2 separate regions of the Homo sapiens genome follow, and region 2 is linked to region 1. A link is an interaction called in ENCODE POLR2A ChIA-PET data of the cell type or tissue named here. Cell type or tissue: GM12878. All regions are shown on one strand. Region 1 has its middle 3.0 kb from the start of IL2RA. Region 2 overlaps IL15RA (interleukin 15 receptor subunit alpha).

Region 1 (4,000 bases):
TGAGGTCGGGAGTTTGAGACCAGTCTGGCCAACATGGTAAAACCCCATTTCTACTAAAAATACAAAAATTAGCCAGGCGTAGTGGCGGGCGCCTGTAATCCCAGTTACTCAGGAGGCTGAGACAAGAGAATAGCTGGAACCGAGGAGGTGCAGGCTGCAGTGAGCTGAGATTGCGCCACTGCACTCCAGCCTGGGCGACAGAGTGAGACTTCCATCTCAAAAAACTTGTCAAAATATGACAAGATTCTCTTAAATTCCACAGCAGGTATAACTTCCTCTCTAGGAACGTTTCTCACTCTGCGGGCAAGTGCTCCAGTAGAAACTCCTAGTACTCCCACCAAAGTCACGCTCCTTTCTTCTTGGGCATGGGAGTAGAATGCACTTGCTGCCTCTCCTGGAAAATAGCTTATGCTTTAAGTAGTTAATGTGGATTGTCATTATAAAATATTTAAATTTATGTTAATGTCTTTTTTTTTTTTTTTTTGGAGCGCAATGGCACAATCTTGGCTCACTGCAACCTCTGCCTCCCAGGTTCAAGTGATTCTCCTGCGTCAGCCTCCTGAGTAGCTAGGATTACAGGCACGCGTCACCACATCCAGCTAGTTTTTGTATTTTTAGTAGAGACGGAGTTTCACCATGTTGGTCAGGCTGGTCTCGAACTCCTGACCTTAGGCGATTCACCCACCTCGGCCTCCCAAAGTGCTGGGATTACAGGTGTGAGCCACCACGCCTGGCAATTACAAGATTTTTTTAAAGCCATATCACAAAGCCCCCACAATTTTTCTGGTAAATAAGAGGCCCAACTCTTGGTTCTGAGATGGACCATGGTTAAACAAGTCATTGAACTGGCTTTTCTGGTTCACCTTACGGATGAACGCTCTGTCGTCGTTTGCTGATGCTGAGGTTTCCAGTTGATGCTGCATGGCACGATGCAGGGATGTGAGAAGAAGTTGGGGGTGCAAAAGCAGACCCATTTTGTCACGGATTGCCCAGGATCTCATACTGAAGCTGTAGCAAAGCTTTTGCCCTTAATGAGTTTACAGGTGAAATGGAAAGACACTTGAGTGTCCCTTCCTCCAGGAGGCCTTTTCCAGTCCTTTCTACTCCATCATAACACCTGCCGTGCTGCATTGCAATTCACTGTTTATATCTCTTTCTTTCTTCTAGTTGCTGTTAATCTTTTTTGGATTAAAAACTCTTTTTTGTTTTTAATTTAAGTTCCAGGATACATGTGTAGAACGTGCAGGTTGGTTACATAGGTATAAGTGCGCCATGGTGGTCTGCTGCACCTACTCACCTGTCTTCTAAGTTCCCTCCCCTCACACCCCACCCCCCACCCTGCAGCAGGCCCTGGCGTGTGATGTTCCCCTCCCTATGTCTATGTGCTGTCATTGTTCAACTCCCACTTATGAGTGAGAACATGCGGCATTTGGTTTTCTGTTCCTGTGTTAGTTTGCTGAGGATAATGGCTTCCAGCTTCATCCATGTCCCTGCCAAGGACATGATCTCATTCCTTTTCATGGCTGCATAGTATTCCATGGTGTATATGTATCACATTTTCTTTATCTAGTCTCATTGATGGGCATTTCAGTTGGTTCCATTTTGCTATTGTAAATAGTGCTGCAATAAACATACGGGTGCATGTGACTTTATAGTAGAATGATTTCTATTCCTTTGGGTATATACCCAGTAATAGGATTGCTGGGTCAAATGGTATTTCTGATTTTAGATGCTTGAGGAATCGCCATACTGTCTTCCACAATGGTAAAAACTCTTTTCTTAATTTGATAGAACCTTTGGTTTCCCTCCTTGGAAAAAATGCACATCAGCACATACTCTGGATAAATCCGTAGGAAGTTTCAGGAGCATTATGGGCAGTTTGTTTTGTTTTGCTCTGTTTTGTTTGAGATGGGGTTTCTGGAGTGCAGTGTTGCCATCTCAACTCACTGCAGCCTCTACCTCCTTGACTCAAGTGATCCTCCCACTTCAGCCTCTCAAGTAACTGGGACCACAGGCATGCACCACCAGGCCTGGCTAATTTTTTTTGTAATTTTTGTAGAGATGGGGTTTTGTCATGTTGCCCAGGCTGGTCTCAGACTCCTGGACTCAAGCGATCCTCCCACCTCAGCCCTGCAGAGTACTGGGATTACAAGTGTGAGCCACCACACCCAGCGGTTGTGGGCACTCTGAACTTCAAAGGTCCAAGGATCTCAGGTTAAGGTGTCAAACTGTGGGCCTCTAGAGGATAGCCCTATGTCCAGTTTATCTGTGAACTTACGTCACCTAACAAAGTGCATAACACATATGGGTGTCCAACCACTATGTATGAAGCCACATGTGCATACAAATATAACTAGCATATACTAAAGCAGTTTCAGACAAATTCTTTGTGAGGCAAATTCAAAGTTTTGTTTCAAACCTGCTGCAAGGAGGTAATTTCCAATAAGTCCGGTTCAAAGATTTCTTTCCTAGTAGAGGGTTTTTTTTTTTTTTTTTTTTTTTGAGGAAAGTTATCTAGATAACATTGGTAGATTAAGTTCAAGAAAGGAACAAGTTCAAGAAAGGAACATTTGGTTAAAAGTAACTAGGTTCATCCAGGGACAGCCGGTCAACAGTGCAAGCTGAGTCTCACTTCATCAGGAAATTGCTCAATTCTATTATCAGAAATGTTTGGTACTTCCTAGAAGAAACTGCTCAGAACAGCGGACAACAAATTTCTGACCTAGACTGCCTTCCCTTAGGTTTAAGACCACTTTCTTTCTAGACGTACAGTGGGGTGAATACTAATGATTATGGTAAGAAGAGCAATTGAAATGTAGGAGGGAAAAGTTGTTGAGCTGATGTGATCAGGAAAGGCCCACGTATTGTCCTTGAAGGATGGATACGGCCTTGGTAGGTGGTTCCTGAGGAAGCAGAGTGTGGTCCATAGTTAACCAGAAGTAGAGAGGGGTAGAAGCTAAGGGCAGAAATATCAGCTGGATTCAGAGTCAGGTGGACCTCGAAAAACAGAATAAGATCTATGGACTTCAGCCACTGAAGCTGTCTAACCCAGGCGGGACATAGCCAAGTGATGTGATGATGAGGCCGAGCTGGTGTGGTGTGCAGGGAAGATTGAGGCATAGAGATGCTGAAATACTCTTCAGGAAGGAAATCATAAGGACTGGAGGAAGGTGAAATAAATTGGAATGGCAAGGAGGCTTGATGCCAGAATATCAGGCAAAGGGAAAATGCAGTTGGTAATGCCTGGATGTGGGGCAAGAAGCGGGGAACAGAATTTGTGAGCTTTGGCGAGGAGAAAATTCACTGATTTGAGCTCATCAAATGGATTGGCGAAATTCAAGTGTGTGAGGCTGAGGTTAGGGGATGGCAGAGAGGCAGTAGCATTTGTGAACAGGAGTTAGTTGTTCACTTGGGTTGTTCTCTTGTTCCTACAATGTTGGACAGTCCTTGAAGACAGCATTTATTATCCAGACAACTCTAAAGCTTGACTTGCCACCCCCCTAGCCCCAACCACAAGAACGAGTTTTCAGCTTGCAACAAAAATCATTTCTGTTTATTAGAGTCTAGATTGGGGAGCAGGGGCAAAGAGTAGAGGAAAAAAGGGGAGAGGTGGTGAGGAATCAATCACCTTTCATTTTCCTTTACTTACCCTTGGGGCTTGTTAACGGTCACTTCCACAATGCCCATAGAACCGGCCGAGCACGATGGCTCACGCCTGTTATCCCAGCACTTTGGGAGGCCGAGGCAGGCAGATCACCTGAGGTCAGGAGTTTGAGACCAGCCTGGCCAACATGGTGAAACCCTGTCTCTACTAAAAATACAAAAATTTGCCGGGCTTGGTGGCACATGCCTGTAATTCCAGCTACTTGGGAGGCTAAGGCAGGAGACTTGCTTGAACCTAGGAGGTGGAGATTGCAGTGAGCCAAGATCACACCGCTGCACGCCAGCCTGGGGGACAAGGGCAAAAGTCTGTCTCAAAAAAAAAAAATGCCTGTAGAAC
Region 2 (4,000 bases), 95 kb before region 1:
CTGTGCTACCTGCTTGCTGCCTGCTTGTCCGATGGTGGTGGCACTGGGGGCAGTTTTCCATTGTCCTGAGTCTCACGCAGGCCTCGTGTGTCTGGACCTCATGGTTGAAGCTTTCAGATATTCTGCTCCTTCCCGCCAGGACAGCCAGCCTGTCTCTTGCATCTGTAACAGGTTTTGTACAGGAAGTGTTCCCTGCCCATTTCCAGCAGCCGTGGACCTCCAGGGCTGTTTGTGTAGGATCCTGAGCAAGGACTAAGTGTATTGTGTGTGTTTCTGGCTGACTCACCAATCGATTCCATCGATCTATGTGTCTGTTTGTTTTGACACCAATACCGTGCTGCCTTGATTATTGTTGCTTTGTCATAGGTCTTAAAGTCAGGTAGTATAAGTCCTCCTACTGTGCTAATCATTTTCAAAGCTGAGTTTGCTTTTCTAGATCCTTTACTGTTTTTTTGTTTTTAAATTAAATTAAATTAATTTTTTAAATTAAATTTTTAAATTTAATTAAAATTTTATAATTAAAATTTTTAAATTAAATTTTTTAATTTAATTAAATTTTTAAAATTAAAATTTTTAAATTAAATTTTTTAAATTAAATTAAATTAAATTAAATTAAATTTTTCCAAGATAGAGTCTCACTCTGTCTCCCAGCGGGGAGTGCAGTGGCATGATCATAGCTCACTGCAGCCTCAGCTGCCTAAGCTCAAGTGATCTTTCCACCTCAGCCTCCTGAGTACCTGAGACCACAGATGTGCACCACCATGCCCAGCTAGTTATTATTTTTTTAATTTGTAGAGATGAGGTCTTGCTATGTTGCTCAGGCTGGTCTCAAACTCCTGGGTTCAAGGGATCCTCCCAAAGTGCTGGGATTACAGGCGTGAGCCACCCCGCCTGGCCTACTGAATTTAACAAACAGTGTATCAATGTCTACCAACAAAAGCCTGCTAAAATTTTGATTGGAATTCATTAAATTTAAAGATCAGTTTGGGGAAGAATTGATATCTTAATAATATTGAGTCTTCTTAAAAACCCATCAACACGGTATCTCTCTTGATTTATTTAAGAATTCTGCAATTTCTCCAGAAATGTTTTATAATTTTCAGCGTGCCAGCCTTGTACATCTTTTGTCAGACATATCCCTAAGTATTTCATATTTTTTATGTCACTGCAAATGGTATGATATTTATTTCGATTTCTTATTGTTTGTTGCTAGTATTTTGCATATTGATTTTTTGGTGTCTTGACTCTGTATTCTGCACCCTTGTAAACTCACTTATTCTAATAGCAGCTTTGTAGATTCCATATGATTTCCTATGGAGATGATCACATCATAGATTCTCTGAGTATGTTTTATGATTCCATTTTATCTCCTTTGTTGGTTATTAACTATAACTCGTTGTACTAGTTTAGTGGTTGTTTTAGGGTGTCCACTATATATCTTTACCTTATCACAGTTTTCCTTCCGGTGATGTTATACCACCACATACATATCCTGTAAAGATCTGAAACAGCAGACTTCCAGTCTCTCCCCCAAGCCCTTGTGCTATTGTTCTATGTTTTGCTTTGACATATGTTATACCCCATGACACATTGTTATTATTTTGCTTTAAACAGTTGATTATTGTTTATCAGCTCAGGATTTTAAAAGGCATTTGCACTATATTATTTATCATTTCTGGGTGTTTTTGTAGCAGGAGGGTTTTTTGGTATCTACTCTGTCATTTTGCTGAGAAAGGAAGTCTATCAGTGGTTCTTCCATTCTGAACGGTCCTCAAACCAAGATAAATCTGTGAATAGTTAATGTTTGAATGTACAAGGATATCAATGTACTACAGCCAATCCAACCAGGCAAATGGTGGCCAGTTACTTACTTTATAAAGTTGGACTGTCTCATAACTATATTGGTGATATTACTAACACTGTTTCATTTTATTATTTTATTTTTAAAATGATTTTATTTTATTTCATTATTATTTTATTTTATTTTATTTTATTTTATTTTATTTTATTTTGAGACAGGGTCTAGCTCTGTCACCCAGGCTAGAGCACAATGGCATGATTATGCCCCGCTGCAGCCTCAAACTCCTGGCCTTAAGCAATCCTCCTGCCTCAGCCTCCCGAGTAGCTGGGACTAGAGGCACATGCCACCATACCTGGCTAATTTTTTTTTTCCTAGAGATGGGGTCTCACCATGTTGCCCAGCCTGGTCTCAAACTCCTGAACTCAAGCCGTCCTCCAGAGATAATACATTTAATTGAAGCAATAACTTCATTTCCACATGCCTTAATCACATCTTTAGATACTTGAATTATACTTTCTATATATTCTCTCATAACATTGTTCCCTAGTTATTCAATGTAAACAAGTCTCACCTTGTTTACAATATTATAAGCTCCTTGCAGATGGTATGTATATTTCACAGTTCTGTGGTACTCTCACTTTCCTACGGCTGGTATACGATAGATATTTTCTGAATACATATAATGGAATTATGAAGTAATGGAAATTGGAGTAAACTTATGGCTCTAGGACTTTCAAAACTCTGAAGTAGCCAAAAAACATATACAACAAGTCCTAACGATCATTTAAATGAAGTCACCAAAATAGTGTATGAGGCCACACCTCTTTCTGTTTCCCAGAACCTGTGAATCACACTTCCTTATCTATCAGGTTGGTTTACAGAGTCTAATAAGAGCTGGCAGCCTCGGCCTGGTTCCATATCCAGAGTTCAGAGGTTGTCGGGTTAGCGTGGCTCCCAATCCTGTGAGCAGAGTCAGAATGGACTCCAACATTCCCCTCGCTTACAGCACCTTTCAAATGCCTGCACGAGCTAAGGGTGGTAGGATTCAGAGATGTGTCAGATATGGTTCCTGCCCTCAGGATGCTCACTGTGGAGCTGGTGTACGGAAAAGGCAAAGGCCTCTGGCCTCACAGTCACCCATCACCTTCCTTCCTTATTTTCCCCGCTGAAATGTCAGCCAAGTCAACACACTTCCTTTTGGAGTTCCCAAAAAGTACAGACTGTCTCCAGCTCACTGCCTGAAACTTGGCAATTCTTTTCTTTCTCTCTCAGACTCATTAACTGAGCTTCCTGACCCACCTCTTGTGTGCCAGGTGAATTTCTCCATAACTCGAATCCTTAAATAATGATTATTGGAGTCTTGCAAGAGTTGAGGGCTACAGGTTGAAGAGCAAATGAAAGGAAAGTAATGAAATACATTCTATAGTTTTAGGACTCGAGAAGACATCTGGCCTCTTCTGTCTCCTGCATTGACACCGCCTGTGTTCAGGATTTCATCACCACCCACCAGAACGATTTCAAAAACCTCAATGCAGCTCCTATTCTCTGGAGTCTCCTGACTACAGTTCATTCTTCACACTCTGAACAAGAGCAACCTTTCCACCATGCAGCTCCAGTAATGCTCCCCTGCACAGAAACCCTCAGGGACTCCCCACTGCACAGAAGGGAATCATGCCTTTCCAAGAAGAAGCATTCAAATCACATCAACTATGTCCAATGAGCAACACTGATATGACTCCCACGATATATACTGAGGAGTTTCATATATATTTATTCATTTAGATACATATTATTATTACTGTTATTATTTTTATTGTTATTTTTGAGACAGAGTCTCGCTTTGTCGCCCAGGCTGGAATGCAGTGGACAAGTGTTTGTGAGTTGGACAAGCTTTCGTAAAGTCATGAAAACATTGCCAGACAAGATCAGCTATAATTAAAGATGAATTAGAAAAAACTCCAAAATTCTGGATCTTAATTGTGCTATTTCTTTTGTAATTTTATTTATTTACTTTTCTTATTACAAAACAATTCAAATTATGGCAGAAAAATAAGAAAGGGCAGACAACTGCATACATGCCCACATATGACCAACACATGACATCTTCCCCATTCAATGACAACTACTTCTTGATCTTCTTCTAGTAAAAAAATGAATCATATGATGTCTACTACTTGAAAACAACTCCATTTTATTTAC

The links. Peaks named below come from ENCODE experiments on the same cell type or tissue, not always from the same donor. Only the 100,000 strongest peaks of a DNase experiment are listed, where the experiment ranks them.
Region 2: POLR2A ChIA-PET joins it to region 1 with 8 read pairs; 5 of 35 experiments call an interaction of 5 or more read pairs at or near these places.

What each region holds. Positions count from the first base shown.
Region 1 is chr10:6,063,407-6,067,406 of GRCh38, forward strand. No RefSeq gene overlaps it. Among named protein-coding and RNA genes, the nearest start is that of IL2RA, 3.0 kb to the left of the region's middle. RefSeq lists a silencer at 2,346-2,546. In GM12878, no CTCF peak of the experiment used is centred here; no DNase peak of the experiment used is centred here.
Region 2 is chr10:5,968,767-5,972,766 of GRCh38, forward strand. All of the region lies in intron 1 of IL15RA (interleukin 15 receptor subunit alpha), which reads right to left. LOC107984200 (a long non-coding RNA gene) reads left to right here. Exons shown (of 3, transcript XR_001747348.2): 3 at 3,228-4,000. Among named protein-coding and RNA genes, the nearest start is that of IL15RA, 6.8 kb to the right of the region's middle. In GM12878, no CTCF peak of the experiment used is centred here; no DNase peak of the experiment used is centred here; H3K4me3 peaks cover 1,256 bases; H3K27ac peaks cover 960 bases.